3 separate regions of the Homo sapiens genome follow, and regions 1 and 3 are each linked to region 2. The links are chromatin loops, found by intact Hi-C in ENCODE. Cell type or tissue: chondrocyte. All regions are shown on one strand. Links, peaks and the distances in the headings refer to the core of each region. The heading gives the core; the rest is flanking DNA.

Region 1 (9,600 bases), core at 914-8,913, 290 kb before region 2:
GTGTCCTGAATTCGTTCATGTGAATACAGGACTCAGGCTTCCCACCCCACTCCAATGTGAGTGCTCGATACACAAGCACTCTAGCTAGCTGCCACGTACCCAAGGCCACAGAGGGAGGGGACAGAACCAGGTCTTCTGGTCTGCTCACTTTCTGCCCCATTCCCCTAACAGAAAGTTTGCTTAGAGTTGAAAAGTCTAAGAAAGCCTCCCACAATACTAGAGAGGCCAACAAAAAAAAAGTCATGCCCCCTTTACTTACTCTTTTGCTGCTGGTTATGCATCTCAAATCTGACTTCCTTAGCCTTCACCTCCCTCCTTGGCCCTAAGCATTAGACCATGTACTCTAAGTAGTGGTTAAAGAGGGACTGAGCAAACTGAACCTCCTCTCGCTCACTTCTCTATCCCTGTTCTGTTGGTTTTGGCTCCTTTCTTGATTCACTGCCCTCTAGCACCACCCATCCTGGTAGATGGAGTGCTTAACCCCAACCGTGCCCTATGTACAGCCTGAACCACCAAACAGACACCAAAAAAATTCTTCCTGTGGTTTCTGGGGCTCCCCTGCTCCACACTGAGAGGCTCCTTAAAGGTGCTAGCCCCTGATACAGCTATCCCCGCCAGTTTTCTCCTTTTTTCATAACTTCCTTCCCATCCCCAAATCATTAATTTTTCATTAATATTGTACATTATATACACAGGAAGGAAATACATTATTTTTTTTAAATTTCATAACCAGCCTGTTTAGATTCCAGTCTTCCTAGCTATATCACATATGCCTTGTTGATATGCTCTTTCTGCTTTCTTTAGACTTAATGTTTGACGGGGGTGGGGGTGTCTGGAAGAACAGGAAAGGTGGGGATCCTAAGGCAGATTAAAGGACTCCCTCCACCCCACTACAGCCTCCCATAACTCTAGTCATCCCTCTCATAGTACAGGACTGATTTCTCTGTGTCTGTTTGTACACACAAATGTGCATACAGACATAAATTCCCCCACCCCATACCAAGGTGGTTACCTAGCAGGAATGAGCGTAGGTGGCTGCTGGCCACCATTACCACCGTCTGCATCAGCTGTGTTGTCTCTCTTTGGGGTAAAGTCCTACCCCAGAATGAGAAAAGGCTGGGGAGAGTAGGGCAGGTTAAAGGAGCTTATGTCCTCTGTAGATGTAGGTTTGTATCATAGCTACTAGGGTTTATTTTTTTAATGGGGGGCTAATAGCACAGAGTTATCTCACCAGCAGTAGCTACTGGTGAGTGATGTTTTAGCTGTAAGAAGTGGCTATGAGCAATAGTTTCACTGACTTTACCTTAGGGCAGTGCCACAGTAATCTGGGAACTTGTTAGAAATACACATTCTCAGGCCCCATCCCAGACTTATTGAATCACAGACTCTGGGGGCAGGGTTTAAAAGCACTCCAAGTGATTCTAATGCACACTAAAGGTTGAGAACCATTTCTTAGGGATAAGCTGGGAAATTTTTACAGGTGTGGAGGATATTTCAAATACATCTTTTGCCTTTGCACTAACATGCTTTCATTTCTTTCAGTCTCTTCCTCCATTCCCTTTAAAGTCTTCCCCATCATATCACTGATCTCAAAAGCTAGATTTGTCTTCATTTTAGTCGTATCCCTAAAACCATGCATTGGTCTGGACAGGAGTTGTCCCATATTCCCTTGCAGACTGGTCACTCCATGTTCTCTGTTACAGTAAGGACCAGCCAAGCTTCAGCTGTCCCATTCCTCCCCCTACAACACACACACCTTTCAGGCAGGGAGGAGATGAGCTTCCAGCCCCAAGAGTGGAGGCTGCCACATCCTAACATAGTATCTATTGAAAAGGAAGCAGTGTGTATCTATGATTATATCTCTGTTCATCTATATATTTTTGACATGTAGCAACACCTCTCCATCTTATCAAGGAACTCAACTCGGTCTGGGTCTCCCCAGTGCCCAGTGGTGGCCTTTGACAGGTAGGAGGATGCAGTGCTGCAGGCTATTTTGTTTTTTGTTACAAAACTGTCTTTTCCCTTTTCCCCTCCACCTGATTCAGCATGATCCCTGTGAGCTGGTTCTCACAATCTCCTGGGACTGGGCTGAGGCAGGGGCTTCGCTCTATTCTCCCTAACCATACTGTCTTCCTTTCCCCCTTGCCACTTAGCAGTTATCCCCCCAGCTATGCCTTCTCCCTCCCTCCCTTGCCCTGGCATATATTGTGCCTTATTTATGCTGCAAATATAACATTAAACTATCAAGTGAACCACTGTTATGTCTGATGCTTCACTCCTCTATCCACAGCCCCCATTGTCCCCTTTTCTGGGAGGTCACTGGCCTTTCATGTCTGTCATCTTCATCACTCCCCCATTTCTTAGGACAGAAGGAACAGGGATTTTTGTCTCTAGTTTTTATACATGGGAGATACAGCCTAGAGAAAGTGGATGATTTCTATAAATTACAAAGTATGACAGAAGGCCCAGGGCAGAGCTCCTGTGGACTGCCTTGGAGACAAGGGCCCTTGGCATCCTGGCAGCAAGTACTCACAGGAAACTTAGTATGTGCTTTATGTGGATGGCGGGTGGGAGAGTTGCTGATGGCAAATGGCCTTTTACTTTTCAGTGTTTTGTTGCCAACCCCCACCCAACCATTAAAAAGTGGCTGTTGTGACCAGGGAGCACACACACAGACAAAGACGGAAAGTATAGCTTTCTATGGTAAGGAGGAGGCTGGTCTGGAAATGAGGGGTAGAGTTTACTTAGAAGCAGGTAAGAAAACCGGGCATGGTGGCTCATGCCTGTAATCCCAGCACTTTGGGAGGCTGAGGCGGGTTGATCACCTGAGGTCAGGAGTTTGAGACCAGCCTGGCCAACATGGAGAAACCCCGTCTCTACTAAAAATACAAAAATTAGCCAGGTGTTGGTGGCGGGCGCCTGTAATCCCAGCTACTCAGGAGGCTGAGGCAGGAGAATCACTTGAACCTGGGAGGCAGAGGTTGCAGTAAGCTAAGATCGTGCCGTTGCACTCCAGCCTGGGCAACAAGAGTGAAACTCCATCTCAAAAAAAGCAGGTAAGAGTTCACAAGAAAAACAGGTAATGCTCAGAGACTGTGGGAATCAGGAAGAGGTGTAGGGAAATCACAGATAATTTATTGCATCTGTATATTCCTTTATAAATAACATCACAAATGAGAACAATGAGCCAGGCTGAAGAATTTGACAAAAGAGATAGCAGGTGTCTCTGGAGTTTCCCAGTAGGAGAGAAATGACTTAAGAAGCTATCTGTGGCTGGTGTTTGGTAGACACTTGACACAAATAGCCTGTGCCTCCTGAGGAGAGCAGGAAAGGCAGTGGTGGTCTTCACTGTGTTGTGGCCAGGAGCACATGGGTGTCCAGAGAAGGGTAAGAAAGGAAATTGCTGAAAGCCAAATACCAAAGCCCAGATTATGAGGTTTTGGAGGTTCCCACCACTGAAGCTGCACTCTGAAAACTGGGCAGTTTACAAAATTAGAGGAATCAACCCATTCCAACTTCAAAGGAGACCAGTTACCTCCATCCTGGACACAGGAAGCCAGCTAAACCAGCCTCTTTCTGAATGCAGCTCAGCCCAGAGCCACTTGTAATTGATGTTTAGAGAAATACTAGAAGCAGCAGGATGGTAAACATGGAATGGCTGCCCTATGCTACGTGGAATGGTAGATTGCTTTACTGTTCACCTAGTGATAACAGGAGTAGTCACTTCATTTTATTGATGATAAATTGAGGTTTAGCCAAGTCACACAGTGAAGTGCAAGAGCTAGGATTACAACTGAGTTCTGTCTGGCCCAGAACCAGCTCTGCAGTGTCCCATCCACCCTCACACCGCTGCTCCTCTGGACCTCTGTCACACAGGAGCAGACAAGGATCATTCTGGGATGCAGCAGCTACTGCCCACAGAAAAGCCATCTCCCCGTGGCCTTGATACTCCCTTTTAAGAAGTGGTAAACTGGCCGGGTGCAATGGCTCATGCCTGTAATCCCAAAACTTTGGGAGTCCCAGGCGGGCGGATCACCTGAGGTCGGGAGTTCAAGACCAGCCTGACCAACATGGAGAAACCCCATCTCTACTAAAAATACAAAACTAGCCAGGCGCGGTGGTGCATGCCTGTAATCCCAGCTACTCGGGAGGTTGAGGCAGGAGAATCACTTGAACCTGGGAGGCAGATGTTGTGGTGAGCCGAGATCAAGCCATTGCACTCCAGCCTGGGCAACAAGAGCAAAACTCCGTCTCAAAAAAAAAAAAAAGATAAAACTACAAGATACCATGATGATGAATGTCAGGTTTTGTGGTTGGGACCAACCATGAGACAAAGCTTACGAAAAGGTTTACCCTGGCTTAGTCCGCATTAACAGAAATATGGTATCTGGAGCATCCAGATCCAAACCTGCTCTAATCTACGTGTCTAAAGGATAAGTTGGTTCCTAGATGCCTTGCCTTAAAGAGTGGGGTGCTTCCCCTTGAGCAAAAAAGACTATGGAGTGGGCCAGGTGCGGTGGCTCACGCCTGTAATCCCAACACTTTGGGATGCCAAGGTGGGTGGATTGCTTGAGGTCAGGAGTTCAAGACCAGCCTGGCCAACATGGTGAAACCCCATCTCTACTAAAAATACAAAAATTAGCCGGGCATAGTGGTGTGTGCCTGTAATCCCAGCTACTTGGGAGGCTGAGGCAGGAGAATCGCCTGAACCCGGGAGGCAGAGGGGTTGCGGTGAGCCGAGATCGCACCACTGCACTCCAGCCTGGGTGACAGAGCCAGACTCCATCGTAAAAAAAAAAAAAAAAAAGCTGGAGTGTAAGAATGAACTCTCTCTTCAAAAATATGAAGAGCTTTTACACATGAAAGAGATGAGATGTTCTGTTGAGACTTAATGGAGCAAACTAAGACCCCGAGTAGAAGTCACAGGAAGCCCAAAGCCCCCTCGGCACAAGGATAAATATGTCCGAAGACTGTCTGAGGAGATGGTAAGTTCCCCGACTGGGGCACATGAGGCAATCACAGCTAACGTTTTGAGGATACCTGTTCTATGCAAGCTGTTTTATTGAATGGATTACAAAAAGTATGTTAAGTAATGCACACCCTAGGAAGGCGTTCCTTGTAAAATGGGCCCATGTTTCAGGTGAGGAAACTGAAGCTCAGAGCGGGAGACAGCTTGCTCAAGCAGAGGCCAAGGCCTTTACGTCATGGCTCTTCCTCAGCACAAGCTAGAGACCCACACTGGTGGGGATGCTCCAAAAGGGACTCGAGGATTAGAAGGAACCTGCACCATATGGCTTTGAAGGCCTCTCCCTGAGGATTAGTGATTCTGATTTTTCTTAAGACAGGATTCTAGGCTACTCTATATGAGAGCCAGGGCCAGGCAGAGGCTGTGGAGACCAGAGTCGGGGTCAGAATGATAGTCCAGCCCCACAGTAGCCTGCTCCTGTCCTTCTGGGACTCCCTGGAGACTGGACCCTAGCACCTCCACTCAGCCTCACCCTCCTCACTTCCTCTGCAGAGGTCTATTCTAGGAAAAGGAAATGGCCGGAGCTGGCAATGAGGAGCTGTGACCACAGGGTGGCAGCAGTGCTTCAGCTGTGGAGAGTGACTATAGGAAGGGCGATGAGGCAGGTCGGAAGCAGTGCTCTCTAGTGAGGATGGGGGTCTGTCTGCAAAGATTGGAAGCCACACTCATTCAGTGGGCTCCAAAATCCTGTAGCCTCCCTCTATATCTTAATAATTTTTTTTTTTTGAGACAGAGTTTCTCTTTTTGCCAAGGCTGGAGTGTAGTGGTGCCATCTCAGCTCACTGCAACCTCTGCCTCCCCGATTCAAGCGATTCTCCTGCCTCAGCCTCCTGAGTAGCTGGGATTACAGGTGCCTACCACCACGCCCAGCTAATTTTCGTATTTTTAGTAGACAGGGTTTCACCATGTTGGCCAGGCTGGTCTCGAACTCCTGCCCTCAGGTGATCCACCCGCCTTGGTCTCCCAAAGTGCTGGGGTTACAGGTGTGAGGCACTGCACCCGGCCAAAAAAAAAATGGTTTTTAATTAAAAAAAAAAAAGATACAGGCTGGGCATGGTGGTTGACGCCTGTAGTCCCAGCTACTTGGGAGGCTGAGGCAGGAGAATCACTTGAACCCAGGAGCCAGAGGTTGCAGTGAGCCGAGATCGCGCCACTGCACTCCAGCCTGGGCAAAAAGAGCGAAACTCCATCTCAAAAAGAAAAAAAGTTAAATTCTCTCCATCATCATGAAGTTGAATATATTTTTTCTATCCACAGGCAAATCTGAGTAGCCTCCAAGAGGCACACAAGCAGAGGATGGGCTGTGTTGCCCTGACTGCCAGCCCCAGGCACAGAGGACCAGGCCTGGTCATCCTCACAGACTCTGACCCTGGCTCTTCCCACTCCTCTTCCACTCCAGGACATCCTACTTAACCCCTCCTGACATGAGTTTCTTGTGCTTTAGTCTACAGGTTAGGAAAGAGGGGAAGTGATAAACAAGCTCTCCAACCTGTTGAGGGATTAGGGGTTCGTCTAAGGCTCCCCAGGGCCTGGCTCTGACAAAGCGTCTGCAACTAATGATGCTTCTTGAGCTCTGGAGACAGGATTTATGCATCTAATAAAGTCTGTAACTCCAGGCTTAGGGGCCGGGGGCAGGAGGCTGAGAGCATGAAGTCCTGGGGGCGCCATGGGAGGAGATCCCAGGTGGCTCCTAATGAGCCCTGCATTTCCATTTGCCTGCTCTAGATTCCCCTAAGGCTACTGTGAGGCTGGGGGTGGGGGAACAGCAGGTATAAGAGGTTGGGGTGGCTGTAGGAGGGTAGGTGGCAGCATGGATTCTAGGCAGGCTGCTGCACTGCTGGTGCTGCTGCTGTTAATAGACGGGGGCTGTGCTGAAGGGCCAGGAGGCCAGCAGGAAGACCAGCTCTCCGCGGTGAGTGTGTGTCCCATCCCCATATCACCATTGCCTCTACTTCGGTTGAGACTTGTGCTCTAGGTTCTGATACTTTCTCTGGCTGCCAAGGTTGTCATTAGGTCCTCACATCTGAGGAAATGGTTCCGCAGCCTCCTACCACTTGCCCCTGGAAGCCAGTCCCTTCCCCTTGTGACTTACGTGTCCAGGGTATTTGCCCATCTTCCTTCCCTGATACCCCCTTGGCACAGGAGGAAGACAGCGAACCCCTCCCACCACAGGATGCCCAGACCTCTGGGTCACTGTTGCACTACCTGCTCCAGGCAATGGAGAGACCTGGCCGGAGCCAAGCCTTCCTGTTTCAGCCCCAGAGGTGAGTCTGAAAGGGACACAAGCATGGCAGGGGCTGGGGGTGGAAAGGGCAGGAGGCAGAGGAAGAGGAGAAGGAAGGGGGCTAGAGAAGGGAGACTGCGGGGACCTGAGGACAAATCTTTCCTAAGGTTTGGCAGAAATACCCAGGGATCCTGGAGGAATGAATGGCTGAGTCCCCGGGCTGGAGAGGGGCTGAATTCCCAGTTCTGGAGCCTGGCTGCCCCTCAACGCTTTGGGAAGAAGTGACATGTCATCCCTTGATATGTCTGCATGCAAGGTCCACACCCAAAAGTGTCAATGTTTGCCCCCCAAATAAAATTGTCTGGCTTCTGAATCCATGTGTGTCTGTGTGAGACTTTACAGGGCTGGGTGGAAGCCCAAGGGCAAGAACCACTGCCCTTCCCCTCCACCAAACCCAGCCCTCCAGCAAGGCAGCCGACAACATTCCACGAGGCCACTGTGCCCAGCCTCCTCCCACCAGAAAGGAAAACAGGAGAATGGCTGGAACAGGAGCTCAGGGAAGGCACACAAAAGTAATGTGGTGACCTCCTCTGCTATCCACACTGCTCAAGGAAACAGAAGAGAAGGGCTTAAAAATCCACAAAGCAGCATATTTATTCCAGGCTCTAGTAGACAGCCCCCTGATTTCATTCCCATTCATCATCACCAATAAAATGAGGACGGATCCTGGGCTGGCTGAGGCTCTGTGGTCCTTGGCTCCTTGCCCTGTGCCTTCTCAGCTTCAAGGCAGGCAGTCTGTGTCAGAGGTAGAGATGGCACCCACAGAGGGTACCAGAGCTGCGCAGATACATGAGCCCAGAGGCAGAAAGAGCAGGGAGCAAAGGGTGCACATCCATGAGTCCAGCTGGGGCTTCACTTGCTGCCTGCCATGATCTTGAGGTACTGCAGGGCACGGCGGGCAGCCTCACCACGGGCTGCCTCCCTGGTGGTTGCAGAGCCATGACACACAGTGGCCGGCTGGGTGGACAGTTCCACCAGGCACTGGCAGAGTCCACTCAGGCTCAGCTCCTCTGGAGAGCAAGAGAGAGGAGGGAGGCAATGTTGGGGGAGGTAGCCCTGGGGAGGGGTGCGTTCACGTTATCATCACCCCCTTCTACTTGCTCCGGTCCAGCCCCCACCATCCCCTGGCTCGCTCCCCAGCTAGCCATACCAATATCCAGGTAGCTGACGTGAAAGGCCTGCTCCTCAGAGAGCTCACTGAGGACACGGCAGCAGGCAGGGCCCAGGGCACCCAGGGAGCCCAGGGAGCAACTGCGGAGGGACAGGATCTTCTCTCCTACTGAATTTCGTAGAGAATCCCAGGTGCAACCTGGGCCCCGGTTTCGAAGACCATCCAGGCGGGAGCCCACACCCTGTCAAGATGGGAACAGTGAGAAAGATGAAGCGAGAGACTGTGGGACCCAGGCATTGAGACATTCAACGTCAAAGGAGAACAAAGCACAAAGAATGCTTCCTCCAGCTTGCCTCCCCCCAGTCAATCCCTGGGTGGCCCCTTCTAACTACCAGGCCCTGGGCCAGATGGCCAGGGATCCCTCCTCACCCCAGTAACAGAGCTACAGAGCGGGCCTACAGTCAAGGCTGAGTCGGCCCCAGGAACCCTGGGTCTGGTAGGAAAACTGTGGCAGAAGCAGACCTAGGGCCCAGAGAGGCTCACTGCTGAGTCACAGACCCAAGTCCCTGGAGCCCTGCCCTGGCATGGAGGATGGGCCACGGTGCCCGGCCCACATGAGCCACTCACAATGGAGAAGTGGTCATCATCAGGCTCCACCTCATTGCCATCCCGGGCATCCAGAGGCACCGTGTGCACTCGAAGCAGCATTTTGGCCGCCGCATTCCGCTTTGCCAATTTTTTGGAAGTGCCACTCCCTGCATGTGGAGAGAGGGCTGCTGGGTTATGATTCCCCACAGACCCAGTGCTTCCACCCAGGTCATACTTGGATTGAGGGTCCCCCCAGAATGTCAACTGGAAAGGGGAACTCAAGACCTGCCCATGCACGTGAGAACCTGGTCAGCCAGAGAGAAGGGGACAAATAGGGTGCCAAGAAGCTAAAAGGAAGGGGCTGAGCTAGGGACTGTGAAGCTAAGAGAGCAGGGGGTGTAGCAGAGTGAGGCCAGGAGCTGCTTTGTGGCTGGGGCCAGAGTGCTGCGGGAGAGGAGTTGTGAGAACCCCTTCTTGCCCAGTTACCAATCTCAATGAAACGCTCCACTCGACAGGTCATGGTGAATTCTTTGCGGTGGGCTGGCCCAGACTCCTGGGTCACTGTGTACTCCGGCAACCGCCAGCCTTTCT
Region 2 (9,600 bases), core at 1,058-9,057:
GCACGAGAATTGCTTGAACACAGGAAGCAGAGGTTGCAGTGAGCCAAGATCTTGCCACTGCACCCCAGTCTGGGCGATAGAGTGAGAATCTGTCTAAAAAAAAAAAAAGAAAAAGGCTCACGCCTGTAATCCCAGCACTTTGGGAGGCCAAGGAGGGCAGATCACCTGAGGTCAGGAGTTCGAGACCAGCCTGACCAACATAGTGAAACCCCGTCTTTAAAATTACAAAAATTAGCCGGGTATGGTGGCGTGTGCCTGTAATCCCAGCTACTTGGGAGGCTGAGGCAGGAGAATCGCTTGAACCTGGGAGGCAGAGGTTGCGGTGAGCTGAGATCGTGCCACTGCACTCCAGCCTGGGTGACAGAGCAAGACTCCATCTCAAAAAGATAAAAAATAAAAAAAGAAACCCCATCATTACTAAAAATACAAAAATTAGTGGGCGTGGTGGCGCATGCATGTAATCCCAGCTACTCAGGAGGCTGAGGGAGGAGAAGCACTTGAACCCAGAAGCGAAGGTTGCAGTGAGCCAAGATCGCGCCACTGCACTCTAGCCTGGGCGACAGAGCAAGATTCTGTCTGAGAGAGAGAGAAAAAAAGGTGAAATTGCTTTGAATTACATGGAGGCTGCAAAAAGGGGAAAGAAATCCTGTGCCAGGTCCCCAAAGATGTGTGGGGTCAGGAGACTGTGCTTCTTGGTTCTGGGGAGGATGGAAATGACTGCAAAGGAGGTAGCTTTTGTACCATAAGTAATCCAGAGAGGCAGAGGGGGTGTTCCAGAAGCATCCTCTCCTCCAGCGATGTGGATCTGGGCTCCTCCTCTCCCTGCAGGTCTGGCATAGAGCCTGCATGCTGTGCAGATCCCTACTTGTTCCCCAGGCCTGCCCTCTTTGGGTTAAGCCTTTGAGTGCTGACAGCAGCCAAGGCTTGGGCCTCTCCTCTCCTCCTCCCTCTGGGACCCCTCTCCTCCCAGTTGGTAGTCATTCCTCCTGGCCAGGCCATTACAGGTGGGGGTTCCAAGCTGGTTAAGAGAAGGCTTCAACTGGGGCCAAGAGAAGGTGATTGAAGGGCGGGGGAAAGAGCAATTTCAGAGACAGAGTTGGAGAGAAAAAGACAAAAAGATAAACGCACATCCTTCATGGCTCCACGAGCGCAGAGACAGAGGTAGAAGAGAAGGCGCCCTGCTTCCAGGAGGGGGCACGCAGAGGGTTGTGTGTCTGTATGTGAAAGGGGTGACTAGGCTGGGCTGGCAGCTCCACTGGAAAGAGTGTGTTCATCGGAGAAGGGGTGAGTGTGTGGTGCCTCCAGACTTGATGCAGTTGTGTGTGCCCAGCATCTCCCTGGGCCTCTGCTCATGTACAGAATTCCAGTGTGTGCAACAAAGAGTCAGTGTGAGGAGTGAGGAGGGATTTTGTAGTGCTGCTGACGCTGTGGCTGGCGTTTGGTGAAGCCTGCTGGTGGCATGTCTGTAGTCCAACAGGGGTTATTTGAGTGGCATGTAGGTGAACAAGACAGCACAAAGTACCCTTTTTGGAAACTACAGCTGGGCTTCCCCAGACTTCATTTTCACCCCATGAATCTGTCCTAGGGACCTGGGGAAGTGGGAAGGAACCACCCTCCCCACATGAATGTACTTCTGGCAGAGAACCCTACAACTCAGCCTCTTGGGACTTGATTTTCTCAGGTTCTGGGAGAGGCAAGTAAAGGAGATGGAGTGGAGAGGGAGAGGAGAGAGAATGGTAGTGGGGATAATGCTAGAGCTAGTACCCAGTCCCCAGTGACGTCCCCCTTGCGCCCCTGTGCCATGGACACACTGAGATCAAGGTCAGGGTTCAAAGTGAGATTAAGGTAGGGAAGTGGTCAGGCCGGGCTCCATCTTCGAAGGCCATGCTGAAGGAGGGGGCTGAAAGGAGAAATCCAAGGGAGGAGCCAGAGCCAGGGCAGGTAGCTGGGGAGGGTGCGGCTAGCCTGGAAGGACAGGCCTGGGCAGGGAAGTGGCAGGAGGAGGGAGGAGGGGAAGGCTTGGGGGTGGGTTGCTATGCGGCTTTAATGGGGGTGGGGCATGCAGCACCTAGTGGTAGCAGAGAGGAAGACATAGGGGAGACGAAGAGATCCAGGAGTCTGGGAAACCTTCCAGAGTGGGAGAGTAGCAGAAGGATGAGAGAGTGTCCTCTCTCATTTCTCCGACCTGCTGTCCCTTTTTGGCTGGGAGCATCTAGTGGAGAGGGTTTAGAGGCTTAAATCTGATGCCAAAGGCATACTCACATTGAGTTTGTGCATCTCATCACCCTCTCCCTTATTCTATGGATGACACACACACATTCTCTCTCACACATAGACTAAGAGAGGTGGCCCTTGAAGAGGTCTGGCACTTCTCCCTGGGGCTGGCTCTTGGATCTTATTGCTGGGTCCCTGGCACCTTGGGGACATCCTTGTTGAGAAGTGAAGTCTTGCTCTACTTCCTGGGGCTGTCTCGGGGTCTGAAGGGGGGTGAGACAGGCATCTCAGAACTGTCTGGTGGTGGAGGGGAGGCTCAGGGAGCACGTGCTGCTGAGGCAAGCACAGGCCTGTGCTCATGGAAAGCAGAGGGGTGTGTGTACGTGTGTGTGCGTGCGTGTGTGTTCATGCATGTGCATGAAACCTCAGGTGTCTGTGTCCCTATGTATCTCTATGTTTGTGAATCTTAGTGTGTTCTAGATTTGCTTTCTATAGGGAACAGAGTGTGATGAAAGAGAAGGGAAGCCTTGCCGTCCTCCCACCCCTGAGCAGATAGCTGTGGTCCTGATGACCTAGCCCAATTTGTCCTCTGAACCTGGTGATGCTGCCCTGGCCATGGGGCCACTGTCCCTGGGGCAAGGAGCCCAGATTTCACCACACTAAGTCACCACACATGGAGAAACTGAGGACAGGTTGGCACAGAGAAAGTCTTGCTTAAAAGAAACTGAAAAAGAGAGACTCACAGACAAGACAAGGGACAGCTACCCAGGCCCAAAGGTGCAGACACAGAGAAGCCAGGCACTGGGAGAAGCAAGGAGAACAAGCAGGCGGGTAAGGGCAGTGAGGCCTCCTCCAGGAAAAAACCCCAGTCGACTGCCTCTTTTCCCCTCCCCTCCCCGGTCTCTCCTCCTCCGGCACAGGCTCCAGCTCCAGGCCGACACAAACGGGGCTTTGATTGCAACAGGAAACCTCTTGGGCGGGGGGGGGGCGGGGGGAGCCGGGCAAGCCGCCGCCGCCAGGGCCCAGGCTGCACCCCCCTCTCCTGGCCCCCTACCCGGTCCCAGCCCCCATCCTGCCCAACGCGCCTCACATCCCTGCTTTGGGCCCCACTCTCATTCACACCTCGCTATTCTTCTGCTCTTCTGCTGCCCCCTCCTCCAGAGACCCCCCTCCCATTGCCCTTCAGGTGGGACTCCTACCTCAGGACTTACCCTTCTGGCAGGGCCTGCTTTACTTTGAAATGCCCCCTTTTCAGCTTTTCGAGGGAAGGTTTTAGAAAAAAGGGAGAATTTAGCGTGAGGAATTCAGAGCCAGTTATCCTCAAGCCCCATCCAGAAGGTGGCAAGGAGGGAAAGGCAGGGTGCATGAGGAGTTAGCTGTCCCTGCCCTGCCTCGTCCTGGCCAAACTCATCCTTGCCAGGGTGGCAGGGACTCTAAGGGGTGACCCCGAAAGAATCTGAGTGCTAATGGCTTTGTTAGTTGGGAAGGGGTACTCTCCTCTTTGCCTCTAGGGCTATGCCTTTGTGGGGCTCTAGCTGGGAGGGGGGTATGCCCTGGTGGTGGGGATCATAGGGAAGGGGGTGAGTCAGGCAGCAGCCCCCCTTCATACTCCCACCAGGATGGTGGAGAACATCTGGTTCCCATGAAATGCTAGAAGGCTAATGGGTCTAATTGCTGCAATAAGGGCTGGGGAAACTTTGGGGAAAAGAGGGGGCACTAGATCCCCCACCCTCTTACCTTCTCCCCAAGGCTGTACTAAGTCTGTCTAGAATGGGGGGGTCAGGGTTGATGGGGAGGGCGGGCCTGACACCGTAATGCCTGGTCCTAAGGACCCCCTCCATGCAATGCCTGGGATGCACACACAGATGGGGTGATGAGTGGGGTGCATCTGGTGAAGAGAAACGGGGGCTATTGAGGACTCATGGCTTCCTGGAGCCCTCCCCCAACTCCTCCTGTGCCCTCCTCCCAACCCCCCTCCCTGTGGCCTGGCCACTTCTGGTTCTAATTACCAACCAGGCAGGCCTGACTTAATTGGGACCTTTCAGATTTCTGAGGGGGAAGGGGGGTACTGACAGCTTGAAGTTGACTAATCAAGGCTCTTTCCCTCTTGTTTTCGGGGTACTCCCTATTTTGCACTTAACTGTTTTTGTTGTTGTTTGCTGCTGGTCAGATTCTGATTCAGAAAGTTCTTTCTTTCTCTCTCTCTCTCTCTCTTTCTTTCTCCTCCTTTCTCTTTCTTCCTTTTTCTTTCTTCTTTCTTTCTCTTTCTTTTCTTTCTCTCTCTTTCTTTCTTTTTTTTGTGGGGTTCGGGTGACTGGATTCAGAAATGGGTATTTGGGGTTGGGGGAGGAGAAGGGAGTTTACACTGGGTTGGAAAGAGCAGTGCATTCCCTCTCCATCCCTGCTTCAAGCCCCCTAGTCAGCCTTGCCACCCCGAGGTTTCCTCGCCATCCACAAGTCAGGCCTTTTCCCAGCCCCGGCAGCCCCCCGCCCCTCCCCCGCGCCCGCCATCCCTCGCCTACTCTGGCACCCCTTCCTGCCCTTTATTCTTCCAACAGGCGCCCCACTCCTGCAGCACCCCAGTGCGCCCCCCACCCGGTACAACAGATTCTTAGAAAAGCGCGCCCCGCCCTGGCCCAGCCACAGCCGCCTGGCGGGGGAAGGGCCGGGCCGGGCGCCGCTCCCGCTCCGCGGCGCTGCCCGTGTGAGCGGCGCTGACAGAGCCGGCTGGGCAGGCAGGCCGGGCGGCCCGGCGGCTGAGGGCGGGGCGCGGGGGAGGGGGGGATTTCCGGGAGTCGCCGCTGCTGGCGCTGTCCGGGGCCAGGGTCCCCCCATTCGGCCCTGCCGGGCCAGGGCAAACTTCTGACGTGGCCAGCCCCCCGCCCACCTCACCCCCTTCTCCGCCGGGCGAGGGCGCTCAGTGCCGGAAGGGGCAACCCAGGGAACAGTGTTGCGGCCTTGGAGAGCTGAGGGGCACTAACCGAAGGGAGGGCAGTTATGCCTAGGCTAGAGGGTATTTAAAGACCCTGAGAACAGTCAGTGACCAGAAGCGCCCCTATTGCCGAGGGAGCCCTTGGCAGTGAGAAACTGGAGGAGGGGAGTTGGCCATCAGGGGCAGATTCATCGAGGCGCAGTTGGCACGGCAGGCACAGCTTATGGGGTAGTTTTGTGCTCTAAAAGTGAAGTTATGTTCGAAGAAGGAGCATCGAGAGAGACGGTCGAGGCGCTTAGGGGGCGTCAGTTGCGGGATAAGGCTTCGGGGACTCGGAGGGAGGCGGCCCGGGCCGCGGCGGAGGGCGGACTGCTCGGGCTAGGAGGGGTAGACTCTGGCTGCGCTGGAGGGGGCGGGGGGACTCCGCGGCAGCGCTGAAGACGGCCTGGGCGGGGTGGGGCGGGGCCGGGTCAGGAGGAGGTGAGCGCGCTCGGCCACCCGCCCCGAGGGGGGTTCCCAGAGAGTTCACGGCGGGAGCGCGCTCCGGCCCTAGGACCGCGGGTGGGGAGACGGGAAGGAAGGAGGAGGCAGCGCGCGCCGAGCCGCAGGAATGCACTTTTCGGCCCTGAAGCGGGCGCGCGGAGGGCGAGGGCGGAGCCAGGCCTGGGAATGAGAGGGGTGGAGGTAGTGCAGGTCCCGAGCCTCAGGAGAGCAGCTGCGCGCGGGGACCTCCACGTTCCCCTCTCCCCAGTCATCCTTAACACCCCTGTATTGACTAGTGTGAAAAAGGGAGAGTTTGGGGAGAGGGAAAACTCTGAAAGGAAATGCTTATGCTTGGTTCCTCCTCTCCTTCTTCCAACCCCGACCTGGGCACGCGCCTCAGTGCAAATGCATGCAAAGCCTATGAGCTGTGGAGAGTATGCCTGCAAGCATTCTCCCGAGCAAGGTGTGTTTGCACAAACGTGTGTGCACCTATGATTTTATATGCGTGCTCACATGTATGTTCACTCTTGCATATTTGCAAATTCTTGGTGCCTGATAAGATAAATGCATGCACGGATGTGTGTCTAAGCAAGCGCGCGCGCCGCGGAGCGAGTGTACGTATGTGTATGTGTGCGCTCCACTCTCAGCTTTGCTCATCTCGGTGCCCGGCCCCCTTCGCTCTCCAAGCCCCACCCCCCACCCCTCCAGGCTTCGCTTTTAAAAAAGGTCTCCCCAGTGCTAGCTGCCGAAGCACCCAGATAAGAGCTGGACGGAGGCTAAAGCGGCAGCCCCAGCTTCGCGCCCCGCCCAGTCCCTTTCCCCTGCTGGGGATCCCCCCTCTTCCCCGCCCACCCCTTACCCGCATGCAGCCCAGCGCCCTATGCTAGCCCTCCCCCTCCCCCCCTGCTGGAGCGGGGCGCCGCCGGGGGAGGAGGGGGAATCGGCTGCGGGTCCTTGGTGTTTCCAGCACCCAGTTTCCCTTCAAGCCGGGTCGCGATGTACGACTGTATGGAAACGTTTGCCCCGGGTCCGCGACGGCTGTACGGGGCGGCCGGGCCCGGGGCCGGCTTGCTGCGCAGAGCCACCGGCGGCTCCTGTTTCGCCGGACTTGAATCTTTTGCCTGGCCGCAACCCGCCAGCCTGCAATGTAGGTACCGGAGTCCGGGGCTGGGGTGTAGGGTGCAGGAGAGGGTGGGATTTACTCTTTCCGTGTGTAAAGAGTGGAACTGAGGTGCAAGGAGGAGCTTCTGGCCCTTTCTATGTAAGGTACTGGCCCTTTAAACGTGGGGGCCTCAGCGTCTCCTTTGCGTGTGTGCAGTAGTGTTTGGAGTGTGTGTGGTTTTTATGGTGGGTGTTTAGCTCGAACCTGTGGTTGATGCCACTCCAGAGTTCCTGGGGATAGGGAGAGACCGAGGTGTGTGGGTAGTTTGCGCCTTCACGTCCGTGGCCCTGGAAGGATATGACACTCAGGACCGTGGGTGGCGTTTGTAAAGCCCATGTGGGAAGCTGGCAGTGTTAAAAATATCGTTTGCAGAGCGTGTGAATCCCTGGAGTGTGCAGCGCCTTGCCTAGGTGGTGTGGGTGTGGGAGCAAGGGTCTCTCCACCAGTGTCGCCTGCGACAGCTGCCAGGTCCACATGGCCTGTGAGGGGATGTTTGTGGCGTGAGGCCGGGAGGGCGTGTGCCCCTGCGTGGCTGCGGGGGCGGTTTTGGAAAGTGCTGTGTTCGAGAGTGCATCCTGTGTGTTCTCATGCCGGGTGGAAAAGGTTGTGCACACAAGAGGGAGAAGGCTGAGTTTTGTACGCCACCCCCATATAAAAAAAGAAATGTTTGGAAACGTGTATGCGGTTATATGCAGAGATTACTTTTTCCTATGGCTCCAACACACAACAACTTCAGCAGGAAGCGAAAAGTTTAAAGCAAAGTCTGTGTGTGTGGTGGGGGGTGGCCTGAAGTTGACAGCGGCAGGGCGAGCACCATTACTGGGTCCCCAAATATCTATCTTCCCCCTCCGTGAAATGGGAGATGCCAGGCCTGGGGCCCTGGAACCCCTTTCCAGAGCAGTAATAAAAAGCTGGGGACTGAGAGGCAGTAAAAATGAAGTCCAGATGAGAGGCGGCTTTGAAGCTTGGGCCGCAGTGCCTGGCGGGGGTGGGGTGTGGGGAGGGGCCAGGAGCGCAGCCTGGAACACCCCCCAAATTTACCCTGGGCTGGGATGTGCTCGCTGCCTGGGTGCGGACGGCCCGGGGATGAGGGGCTTGGGGGCACGCTGGGAAGGGTGGGAAGGGGCGGGCAGCGGGCGGGGCGGCGGGCGCTGGGGGAGTGCGCACGCCAGGTCACCAAGCCCCCGCCAACGCGCCTCGCTCCTTGGCACCAAGCAGTGCTGTTTACAAGTTCGGATTTTTTTTTTTGGTTCCAGAGCAGAGCTGCTCAAATTTAACAACTGGGAAGCTGGAAGAGGGAGATGGCAAACCAGGAGACCGGACTTGACTTTACTTTTGGGTGGGGTGGGGGAAGAATTTAAAAGTGTGTCATTTAAAGAACCGAGAAAGCATGGAACTATTGCTTTGCACCAAATCCCTGTGAATTCTTAACTTTCCTCTCATTGCCCAATAGGATGGGGAGTTGGGGTATGTTATATGTTGTGGGGGTGCTGAGATGGAAAGAATCTTTCAGGAAGGGCTTCTGGGGGCTGGGCAGAGACCCTGTCTTTTTTCAGGCCTATGGAAGAAGCCCTTTGGGCTTGACTGGCCCTAGGTTTTTGAGTTTTAATTGGGACCAATAATTTTGGCCTCTGGGATCCTGGTGGACACACAAAGCCAGCTTCAGGCCTGCCCGCACACACTTTCAGAGGGAAGGGTGCTTGGGGGGTGGAGGTGGGCTGGATGTGTGTGTGTGTGTGCCTGTTTGGAGGCTTTGGTGTCCTGGTGCTGCGTTGGCAGGCTGGGGTGTTTGTCTGGTGGTAGGGCTGTTCCCTTGTGTGGCCAAGTGCTGGCTGTTGTGTGTCAGCCTTGTGACTGGTACATCTACCTCCACGGTGTAGCTGGAGTGAGTGTGTCTCTATTCTGGCTGTGTGTCTGTGCCAGAATCCAGTGAGGGTTCTAGGATCCCATTGTAATATGCCTGCTTTGGTGCCTTATGTGTTGTTAACCTGTGAGTGTGTGTGTCTCCAAGGAGGTGTGTGCTAGATTGTGAGTCCAGGCTGCTCAGCTCTGAGCCTCGCAGCTGGGAGCGTTTACAGCCGGTTATAAAGAGTTTGTTTGAAGCTCCGCGCAGCCTGGTCAGGAATTTCCTCAATTTCAGCAATTTGGGCTTTAAAAGGAGAAAACCCCAGAGCCCACCCCCATCCTCCCCAGCAGGGGCCCCTGCCTAACCCAGGAGCTGCATCCCAATGGTGGGGTCTAAGCCCGAGTCTGGGGAGGGGATCTGATTGGAGTAGACCCAGTTAGCTTTCTGGGGCCTTGACCTCACAGATTGACCTCGGAGCCACTAGGCTGCACTTTAGGGTTCAGGGGGTGGGGATGTGACAGTATCACTTAGACAGGAAAAGTTGCCCCCGGGCCTGTCTCCCTAAGGCCCCCAGTCTTATAATTGGCTGGCACTGCCCCATGCCAGTCTGACCGCACCCAGGCCCTTGCGCAAGAGAGGAAATGAGGCAGCGCTCTGCGGGCAGGGAGGGCGTCAGTGCCAGAGTGAGCACCACCCCACGCACAGGCCTTGGGCAGAACACGTGCCCTTGGAGGACACAGTGGTGGGTCTGAGGAGTGAGGAGAGGTTGGGAAAGGCGTTCCAGCCCTCCTCACATCTCTCAGCACCAGCCCCTCCTGGAGCCCCCATCCCTAGTCTTGAATAGACTCCAGGCACCCTTCTTTCCCCCCTCTCCTCTCTCCTTTTTCTTTGGGTAATCTCACTCTGGCAGGATTCTTATGCTAATTGATTGTATGTGTGTTGGGGGTGGGTAGGGCTTCCCTC
Region 3 (9,522 bases), core at 1-8,000, 200 kb before region 2:
GGACCCCCCCGGCTGGCAGTGATAAATCGGACAATGTGGTCGTGCTGTAGGCCTGGAAGTTCGTACAATGCTCTCTCAGCTTGGAACTGAGCCACAGACCTCGGTGGGAAGGCCTTGATGGCAACCAGTTTTCCTTGCAGCTGCCCGGCCCAAACCACTGCATGACCTCCTTCCCGGATTACCTGCTGGGGACACTGTGCTGAGTGTGGGCCTCTGAGCTATAACAGGGCCAGGATTCCTCCCCAGCACAACCTCCAGGAGTGCCCAGAGGAGCCCTTCTCTCCCTCCCTGGGGCACCTGGGAGAAACACAGCTCAGGCAGCTCCTGCAGCTCCACACTCCAGTCCCTGCCTGAGTCTGGCCTTGGCTCTGGCACTGGCTCACCTCGCACTCTGTAGTTCTTTCGCTGTAGCAGGGCTGGAACAGACAAGAGCCTTAGGGTCAGGGTGCAAATGCATAGGGACAGGAAAAGGGACTTCGTGGAAAGGGAGCTTTGTGAGAGGTCATGGGAGTCCGGGAATCAGGCTATAGAGATCCCAAGACCATGGGGTCAGGGGTGCCTGGAGAGGGGTCAGAGCTTTTGGGGCAATGTCTTGGGGTCACAAGGGAGGGATGGGGTGGATTAGTACCCAAGATGATGCTGCCCAGCAGCAGCAGGAGGAGGAGGAACAGCCCCAGCAGCACCAGTGCCATCCAGATGGACTCACCTGGACATCAAGGCAAGAATGCAGGCTGGAGAGCACTGACCCAAACCTGCTCTCTGCTCTTCCCCTCCTGAGAGCTTGCGTCTCAACCCACCCCCACCCTGGTCACAAGACCCCTTATCTCCCAGTCACCAGGGCAACCAACTTCCCAAGGCCAGGAGGAGGAAAGCGTGGGGCGGGAGTAGGGTGAGAACTGGCCCTGGTTCCACCTCTCATCCTAACCTGGGCCCCAGCCCCCATCAGGCTTCAGTACCCTTGGGTGGCTACCTGGGGCAGCCTGGGGACCCTGGGAGCCAGGAGTCCCAGGGCTCCCTGGAGGAGGCAGATGGCTGTAATTGGCATTGCAGAAGTCAGTGCCACAGGAGCAGGTGAAGAGAGTGGAGCCAGGGCTGGGGTGGGCTCGGGGACTTGGGTCACAGTGGAGGGACTCACAGCCTGGCTCATCACTGTCTCGGCATCCTGATGGGATGGGATTAGGGGAAGAGGAGAGAAAGGGGGGGCAAGGAAGAAAGCACAATGGGGTGTGGAAACAGAGGGTAAATCCCTTCTCTATCAGAGGCGTCCCTTCCAGCTCTCATGGGCTTTTCTTTCCCACCAGATGTTCTATTTCTCCCCTTCCCCCTTGGTTGCCACCCACACCCCAGGATGTGTCTGTCTCCCACCCTAGCCATCACCTGCCATATACTTTGCCATTCACCTTGCATTTCCACCTGTGCCCGGTCTTGGGTCAGGTTCCAGATCCCAAAGCAGCAGCGGCTGTAGAGGCAGCGGATAGCTCTGGGGAGCTCTGTGCCTGTATCTAGCAGCTCTCCCAGTGTCTTTGTGCTTCCCCGCACTCCAGGGGCCTCAAAGAACACACAGGTTCGCCTGTTTGGGGGTGCTGAGGCCCAGGGTGGGGAAAGGAAAAGATTCAAGGTGGGAGTGAATGCAGAGGCAAAAAACTGGCCAAAAGAATAGACAAAACATGTTCCACATCCCAGCGTCAGTATGGTAAAGCCACAGGAGGAAGCAGGGTCAGCAGAGGCCTGGAACCTGAGCCCTGCCATGGGGACACATGGCTCTATCCTTCACCCTTACTCACCCAGCCCACTCACCACTCTTCCAAAGGGGTGGCTCTTGCTTCAAGCGCCCCTTTCCCTTGCTGGATGGATGGAGAGACCCTTCCCCTCCCTGTAGACACTTACCTTCCACAGCTGTGGGAAGTAATGCCCAAAGCCCCAAAGACCCTAGCATCTTGCTGGAGGATGGCAGCAGCAGAAGGAGAAGAGCATAAGCCAGCACAGCTGCCCCTGGCCAAATCTTTCTTCAGATACAGGGCATCCTGGGGCTTCTGATCCCTCAGTCCCCAACTCCGCCCCCCTCATCCTATCCCAGCCTCTGTGGGGGAGAAGGCTGCTGTGGGGGAGAGGGTGGGTGTGGGGAAAGCAGGGAAAGAAAGGGAGGAGCAGAGAACCAATCTCATATCCTCTTCTCTTCTGCAACCTCCTCTTTGCTCTGCATAGTGAGAGGAGGGGAACTTGGAGGCCCAGCTGAGAACCCAGTGATGCCTAATTTCAAATCTTTGCCCTTCCCTGACCTTGGAAGAAGATGCTGGACTCTGTTGACTCTTCTCAGGAGGAAACCAATGTGAGGTCAAATGCTTAGAGCCATTCAGCTCTGCCCAAGATCCTTTCTAGCCTAAGATCTCTTTATATTCAGGGTTCATATCTGCAACTGCTTGGGCAGAGGAAGGCCTCACAGCCCATATTAGAGGTTACCTTGTTTTCCAACTTAAGAATCAGAAAGTATACAAAACTTACCTGAATTTTTAAAAAACACATTGAAAACAGTAACAATGGTAAATTTTGCTATGTGGATTTTTTTTTTTTTTTTTTTGAGACGGAGTCTCGCTCTTCTCCCCCAGGCTGGAGTGCAGTGGCACGATCGCAGCTCACTGCAACCTCCGCCTCCTGGGTTCAAGCTATTCTCCTGCCTCAGCCTCCTGAGTAGCTGGGATTACAGGCGCCTGCCACCACACCTGGCTAATTTTTGTATTTTTAGTAGAGACGGGGTTTCACCATGTCAGCCAGGCTAGTCTCGAACTCCTTACCTCAGGTGATTTGCCCGCCTCGGCCTCCCAAAGTGCTGGGATTATAGGCGTGAGCCACCATGCCTAGCCGTGGATTTTACTTAAAAAAAAAAAACACATTGGTTCACAGGCTGAACAAATACCCATTATTAAGGAGGTAACAAATTTCTTATCAAGCACCTACTATGTGCTGGGGCACAGCTAGGGCTATGCATTTTACAATCATCTCATCTAATTCTCCCCTGAAATATTTATTATTATTATTTTATTTATTTATTTTTTGAGACCGAGTGTCGCTCTGTCACCAGGCTAGAGTGCAGTGGTGCCATCTTGGCTCACTGCAACCTCTGACTCCCTGGTTCAAGCGATTCTCCTGCCTCAGCCTCCCGAGTAGCTGGGATTACAGGCACGCACCACCATGTCCAGCTAATTTTTGTATTTTTAGTAGAGACAGGGTTTCACCATGTTGGCCAGGATAGTCTCGATCTCGTGACCTCGTGATCTGCCCGCCTTGGCCTCCCAAAGTGCTGGGATTACAAGTGTGAGCCACTGTGCCTGGCCTATTATTTTTATTATTTCCATTTTATAGGTAAGAAAACTGAACTTACGTAAGTCGCCCAAAGTCATTCAGCTAGGAAATAGCAGAGCTGGAATTTGAACTTAGGCAGGTCTGACTCCAAAGTCCAGGTTCTAGTCTTATTTTTATTATTATTTTTGTACTTTTAGTAGAGACGGAGTTTCACCATGTTGGCCAGGATGGGGTCGATCTTTTTTTTTTTTTTTTTTTTTTTGAGATGGAGTCTTGCTCTGTCGCCCAGGCTGGAGTGCAGTAGCGCGATCTCGGCTCACTGCAAGCTCTGCCTCCCGGGTTAACGCCATTCTCCTGCCTCAGCCTCCCGAGCAGCTGGGACTACAGGCGGCCGCCACCACGCCCGGCTAATTTTTTGTATTTTTAGTAGAGACGGGTTTTCACCGTGTTAGCCAGGATGGTCTTGATCTCCTGACCTCGTGATCCGCCCGCCTCGGCCTCTCAAAGTGCTGAGATTACAGGCGTGAGCCACTGCGCCCGGCCGAAGGGGTCGATCTCTTAACCTCGTGATCCCTCCGCCTCGGCCGCCCAAAGTGCTGGGATTGCAGGCGTGAGCCACCGCACCCGGCCGGCTCTATTCTTTGTATTACACTATACTGCCTGAAAGACGTACAAAATTCAACAATGAAAAAAAATTACCACTTAATACTATACTTGGACATTTGAATTTAAATTGTTGAGAAAATATGCATCATTACCTGCCAACAGGCCACTAACTAAAAAGGGAGGGTACAGTTCAAACTATCACCACCAGAGGTCAGCAGAGGAGAAATTCCCTGCTGCGGTGAGAGGGCAGAAAGTACCTCCTCTGATGACTAATACATATAGTATACCTCCTACATTTACTAAGCTTCAGGGACTATAAAATGTGAAGGGCGGGCACAGGATGTGGAGAGTTTCAGCATGGAGTTGGGAGGAGAGGGCTATGGCTTGTTCTGCAGTAGAGACAGAGGAGTCCAACTCCACCAGACTCTTTCCCAGAGTAAGAAACAACAGAAATAGGTAATCACTTCCACACCTGTGAGCCACTGGCTCCTTGAGAATTAAGAGTCAGAGGGGACTTGTTCTCTGTTTCCCTAGCTTTCTGTCCCCCTAGTGGCTTCCTGGAAACCCTTTCTTGGAATGATCTGGCTTAGACCAGGGAGGACAGTCTGAGTACCGACATTTTTTTTTTTTTTTTTTTTTGAGACGGAGTCTCGCTCTGTCACCCAGGCTGGAGTGCAGTGGTGCGATCTCGGCTCACTGCAACCTCTGCCTACCGGGTTCAAGCGATTCTCCGGCCTCAGCTTCCTGAGTAGCTGGGACTACAGGCGCATACCACCACGCCCGGCTAATTTTTGTATTTTTAGTAGAGACGGGGTTTCGCCATGTTGGCCAGGCTGGTCTCAAACTCCTGACCTCAGGTAATCCGCCCCCCTCGGCCTCCCAAAGTGCCGGGATTGCAGACGGGAGCCACTGCGCCCAGCTTGAGTACTGACTTTTTGATTCTGGGGTCTTTCTTCTGGGAAACCTGCATGAAAGGAAGAGATAGTAAAAGTTCCAGTAGTTGTGAAACAGCAGCGGGAGGAATGACCAGGGCTCGAGATAGCCGCCCATCCTTCTTTGGACCCTTCCAGGAGTCTGCAGGGCCTTGCCAGTGAGATGGAATGTTGTGCTTCCAGCTACTTTCCTTCACTAGCCCCAGATCAGATAAGTCTGGGGTGGTGTGTGTGGTGGGGTGTGAGGGGAGATTTGAAGGTGAAATAGCTTCTTTTGTCTGGAATGTCTCAGGAGACTATCTCCTCCAGAGTGGGAGCAGCGTAAGGATCAGGCAGAAAGGCAGTCTCCTCACCCAAAGCTTCGGATAACTAATTCTTTCCAAGATAGAAACATTCCAGTCAGGTTTATGGGAACTATACCTGCTCTGGGCTGTTAGGTTTTAGAGTTAAGATGGTGATAGAGGCTGGGCGCTGTGGTTCATGTCTGTAATCCCAGTACTTTGGGAGGCCAGGAGTCCCCCTGGGTAACATAGCGAGACCCCCACCTATATTATTTTTAAAAAAAAATTTCCTTTTTTTTTGAGACGGAGTCTCACTCTGTCATTCAGGCTGGAGTAAAGTGGTGCAATCTCCGCTCACTGCAACCTCCGCCTCCTGGGTTCAAGCAATTCTCCTGCCTCGGCCTCCCAAGTAGCTAGGATTACAGATGCCTGTCACCATGCCTGGCTAATTTTTTGTATTTTTAGTAGAGATGGGGTTTCACTATGTTGGCCAGGCTGGTTTCAAACTCCTGATCTCAGGTGATCCACCGCCTAGGCCTTCCAAAGTGCTGGGATTACAGGCGTGAGCCACTGCGCGGGGCCAAAAAAAATGTATTTCATTAGGTGCTGGGCCTACAAAGATAGAGGTGTGATTACTGCCCTCTGGGAACTCATAGTGTAGAAATGCAGGTGGATATTGACAAGCAACCGGAAAACTGTGTTTCCTACTAGGGGCATGAGGAAGGAGCTATACAAATAGATCAAGTAAGCTAATTCTGCCTAGGGCATAGAAGAAAGGTGCCCAGAGAGTTTCACAGAGAAGGGGATATTTAAATAGTCCCAAAGGTAAACACAATGGTAAGAGGAGAACAGTCCTTCTAAGCAAAGGGAATGGCAAGAGTAAAGGCATGGAGATATAAACACAAAGGCTTGTGTGTTAAAGGTGGAAGGAGTGAGGAGGAAGCAGTATGAGATATGAGACAGAAAATCACCTTAGAGAGAGACGGACCAGATTGGACAGGTTTTCAATTCTGTATCAAGGAGCTTAGGCTTTCCCTAAAAGCAAAGAATTTTAGGCAGGGGCCTGGTGGCAATTGGAAGATGGATGACTACTGGGGTTTGGAGAGATCAGTTGCAAGACCTAAGCAGTAAACAAAGTGAGTACTGAGACAGTGGAAATGAAAATAAAAGAGGAGGCCGGGCGTGGTGGCTCACGCCTGTAATCCCAGCACTTTGGGAGGCCGAGGCGGGCAGATCACGAGGTCAAGAGATGGAGACCACCCTGGCCAACATGGTGAAAACCCGTCTCTACTAAAAATACAAAAATTAACTGGGCGTGGTGGCGCGCGCCTGTAATCCCAGCCACTCAGGAGGCTGACGCAGGAGAATTGCTTGAACCTGGGAGGCGGAGGTTGCAGTGAGCCGAGATCACGCCACTGCACTCCAGCCTGGCGACAGAGCGAGACTCCATCTCAAAAAAAAAAAAGAGGAAAAATTTGATATATATTGTATAGGTAATGTTGACAGGATTGGCAATCAAATTAGTGTTAGTAGGTGAAAGGGAGAACTAAAAGATGATTCTGAGGTTTCAAGTATGAGTGATCAAGGAGCAGTGGGTGATATTATTAAGGGAGATGTGAAACACAAAGAATTATTTCTCCTTCTACTGTGTTGAATTTATCTGGAGGACATCCAGATGAAAATGTCTAGCAAGCAGACTTCCAGGTCAAGAGACAAGTTAGGGCTCAAGATTTGGGAGTCATCAACATGGACACAGTCTTATGTTAGAGTCTTATGTTAGAGTTTAAGAGGGAAAAGGGTAGGGAAAGGAAAGGACACGAGACAGGAACACAAATACTAAAGGGACACAGGAAGAAGTGGCTATGAAGGAGACTAAAAAATATAGAAATGTGCCACACACGGTGGCTCACGCCTGTGATCCCAGCACTTTGAGAGAGGCCGAGGCAGGCAGATCACCTGAGGTCAGGAGTTGAAGACCAGCCTGGCCAACATGGTGAAACCCTGTCTCTACTAAAAATACAAAAATTAGCTGGGCGTGGCAGCCGGTGCCTGTAATTCCAGCTACTTAGGAGGCTGAGGCAGGAAAATTGCTTGAACCCGGCAGACAGAGGTTGCAGTGAGCCGAGATCACACCACTGCACTCCAGCCTGGGTGACAGAACAAGACTCCAGCTCAAAAAAAAAAAAAAAAAAAAAGAAAAGAAATTTGAAGGAGAACCAAGAGTGTATCAGTGTCACATTCTATGGGAAGAAAGCTCTAAGATACAGTAGTCAAAAGCAGCACATTGAAGCAGTGAGGTCTAAGAGGTTAATAATTGAAAGATCACCAGAGCTGGCAACCAGATGGCTGATGCTAACAGGAAAATTTCTGGTAAATGATGGATGCTGAACAAAGTAGCCTGGGCTAGGCGCAGTGGCTCATGCCTTTAATCCTAGCGCTTTGGGAGGCTGAGGCAGGTGAATTGTTTGAGCTCACAAGTTCCAGACCAGCCTGGGCAACATGGCGAAACCCTGTCTCTACAAAAAATACAGAAATTAGCCGGGTGTGATGGCGCGTGCCTGTAGTCCCAACTACTTGGGAGGCTGAGGTGGGAGGACAGCTTGAGCTTAGGGGATGGAGGTTGCAGTGCGGCAAGATGAGAGTGATGCCACTGCACTCCAGCTTGAGTGATAGAGCCAGACCTTGTCTCAAAACAAACAAACAAACAAACAAAAAAAACCAGTCCTGGCACGGTGGCTAACGCCTGTAATCCCTGCACTTTGGGAGGCCGAGGCGGGTGGATCAGCTGAGGTCAGTTCAAGATCAGCCTGGCCAACATCGTGAAACCCCGTCTCTATTAAAAATACAAAAATTAGCCGGGCATGGTGGCGCGTGCCTGTAATTCCAGCTACTTGGGAGGCGGAAACAAGAGAATTGCTTGAACCCAGGAGGTGGAGGTTGCAGTGAGCTGAGATCGTGCCACTGCACTCCAGCCTGAGTGACAGAGCAAGACTCCATCCCAAAAAACAAAAACAAAAAAAACAAACAAAAGCAAACCCACAAAGTAGCCTGAGGATTCAATAAAGGAAGAGAAAAATGAGTGTAAACTACTTTCACTAACTTTGGAAATGGAAAAAACTAATCAGTAGCTTGAAGAGGAAGCTGAGGTTTTTTAAAATGGGGGAAGGGGGAATACTTGAACATGTTTTTTTTTTTTTTGAGAGTCTCGCTTCGTTGCCCAGGCAATGTGTAATGGCGTGATCTTGGCTCACTGCAACCTCCGCCTCCCGGTTCAAGCAGTTCTCTTCCCTCAGCCTCCCAAGTAGCTGGGATTACAGGTACCTGCCCCCACGCCCGGCTACGTTTTTGTATTTTTAGTAGAGACAGTGTTTCACCATGTTGGCCAGCCTGGTCTCAAACTCCTGACCTCAAGTGATCCACCCAGCTAAGCCTCCCAAAGTGCTGGGATTACAGGGGTGAGACACCGCGCCCAGCCAGAACATGCTTATAGGCTGACAAAAGATAACAATGACTGTAGCTGGGAAAATCTGAGCAACAAAATAGTAATGGATTATAATCCATGTATAAAATAAATACACATTAATACATACTAATATAAATTGACTAAACAAATGAGGGAGAAGAGACAAACCTTTTTTTTTTTTGAGACGGAGTCTTGCTCTGTCGCCCAGGCTAGAGTGCAGTGGTGAAATCTCGGCTTACTGCAAGCTCCGCCTCCCGGGTTCACGCCATTCTCCAGCCTCAGCTCCCAAGTAGCTGGGACTACAGATGCCCGCCACCACGCCCATCTAATTTTTTGTATTTTTAGTAGACAGTTTCACCGTGTTAGCCAGGATGGTCTCGATCTCCTGACCTCGTGATCCACCCACCTCAGCCTCCCAAAGTGCTGGGATTACAAGCGTGAGCCACCACACCTGGCCACGATGTCAGTTTCTTAATTTTGACAATGTACCATGGTAATATGTTAACAATGAGGGAAACGGGTAAGGATTATATGGAAACTCTGTTCTAGCTTTACAACTTTTCTGTAAATCTAAAATTATTCCAAAATAAAAAAGCATATGAGAAAAAAAATAAAGTTAGTGTTGCCTGTTTGTCTTGGTCCTCCACATTTCCGTGTAGTTGTGGCACATTGATCTGGTCATGAAACCATTTACCCGGGAGTTAAATATAGGGCAATTGCACTAATTAACATGTATGGAGCACAACACAGTGTAGCTGGAAACCTTTGTTAGGTTCAGAGTATGAAGTTACAAACGTACACTCTCACCATTCCCAACCCTCTTCAATACACCAGAGACATGGTTTTTTATTAAAAAACTTTTTAATTGGTTTACAAAGGAGGCTACAGACTACATTGAAACTAATCTTTGTACAAAAGGCCAAAAAAAAAAAAAAAAAAG

The links. A loop is a pair of places that touch in the nucleus more often than their neighbours do. Peaks named below come from ENCODE experiments on the same cell type or tissue, not always from the same donor. Only the 100,000 strongest peaks of a DNase experiment are listed, where the experiment ranks them.
Region 1: a loop joins it to region 2, with 2.4 times the contacts of the local background. A loop is called at or near these places in 14 of 110 quality-filtered maps.
Region 3: it touches region 2 in a loop (2.8-fold over the local background); 5 of 110 quality-filtered maps call a loop at or near these places.

Annotation. Positions count from the first base shown.
Region 1 is chr12:53,504,711-53,514,310 of GRCh38, reverse strand. It overlaps TARBP2 (TARBP2 subunit of RISC loading complex), which reads right to left. Exons shown (of 9, transcript NM_134323.2): 6 at 9,496-9,600; 7 at 9,049-9,176; 8 at 8,461-8,662; 9 at 7,880-8,320. The coding sequence ends at 8,163. ATF7-NPFF (ATF7-NPFF readthrough) reads left to right here. Exons shown (of 15, transcript NR_159377.1): 13 at 6,284-6,477; 14 at 7,169-7,290; 15 at 7,418-7,623. It overlaps NPFF (neuropeptide FF-amide peptide precursor), which reads left to right and starts at 6,827. Exons shown (of 3, transcript NM_003717.4): 1 at 6,827-6,938; 2 at 7,169-7,290; 3 at 7,418-7,623. The coding sequence starts at 6,837. The coding sequence ends at 7,535. ATF7 (activating transcription factor 7) reads left to right here. Exons shown (of 12, transcript NM_006856.3): 12 at 1-2,257. It also overlaps ATF7-AS1. RefSeq lists a silencer at 5,042-5,274 and an enhancer at 5,412-5,706. In chondrocyte, for the core only: CTCF peaks have their summits at 5,332 and 5,568 (motif pointing right); no DNase peak of the experiment used is centred there.
Region 2 is chr12:53,217,126-53,226,725 of GRCh38, reverse strand. The region is part of intron 3 of RARG (retinoic acid receptor gamma); the gene reads left to right. Among named protein-coding and RNA genes, the nearest start is that of RARG, 10 kb to the left of the region's middle. RefSeq lists silencers at 4,793-5,142, 5,703-5,752, 6,323-6,662, 6,787-7,081. In chondrocyte, for the core only: CTCF peaks have their summits at 2,110, 4,911 and 5,113; a DNase peak (open chromatin) is centred at 5,707.
Region 3 is chr12:53,416,349-53,425,870 of GRCh38, reverse strand. It overlaps AMHR2 (anti-Mullerian hormone receptor type 2), which reads right to left and starts at 2,016. Exons shown (of 11, transcript NM_020547.3): 1 at 1,888-2,016; 2 at 1,401-1,583; 3 at 971-1,162; 4 at 629-706; 5 at 298-416; 6 at 1-182. The coding sequence starts at 1,936. SP1 (Sp1 transcription factor) reads right to left here. Exons shown (of 6, transcript NM_138473.3): 6 at 9,425-9,522. RefSeq lists a cis regulatory region at 3,929-4,447 and an enhancer at 4,132-4,698. In chondrocyte, for the core only: a CTCF peak has its summit at 4,136 (motif pointing right); no DNase peak of the experiment used is centred there.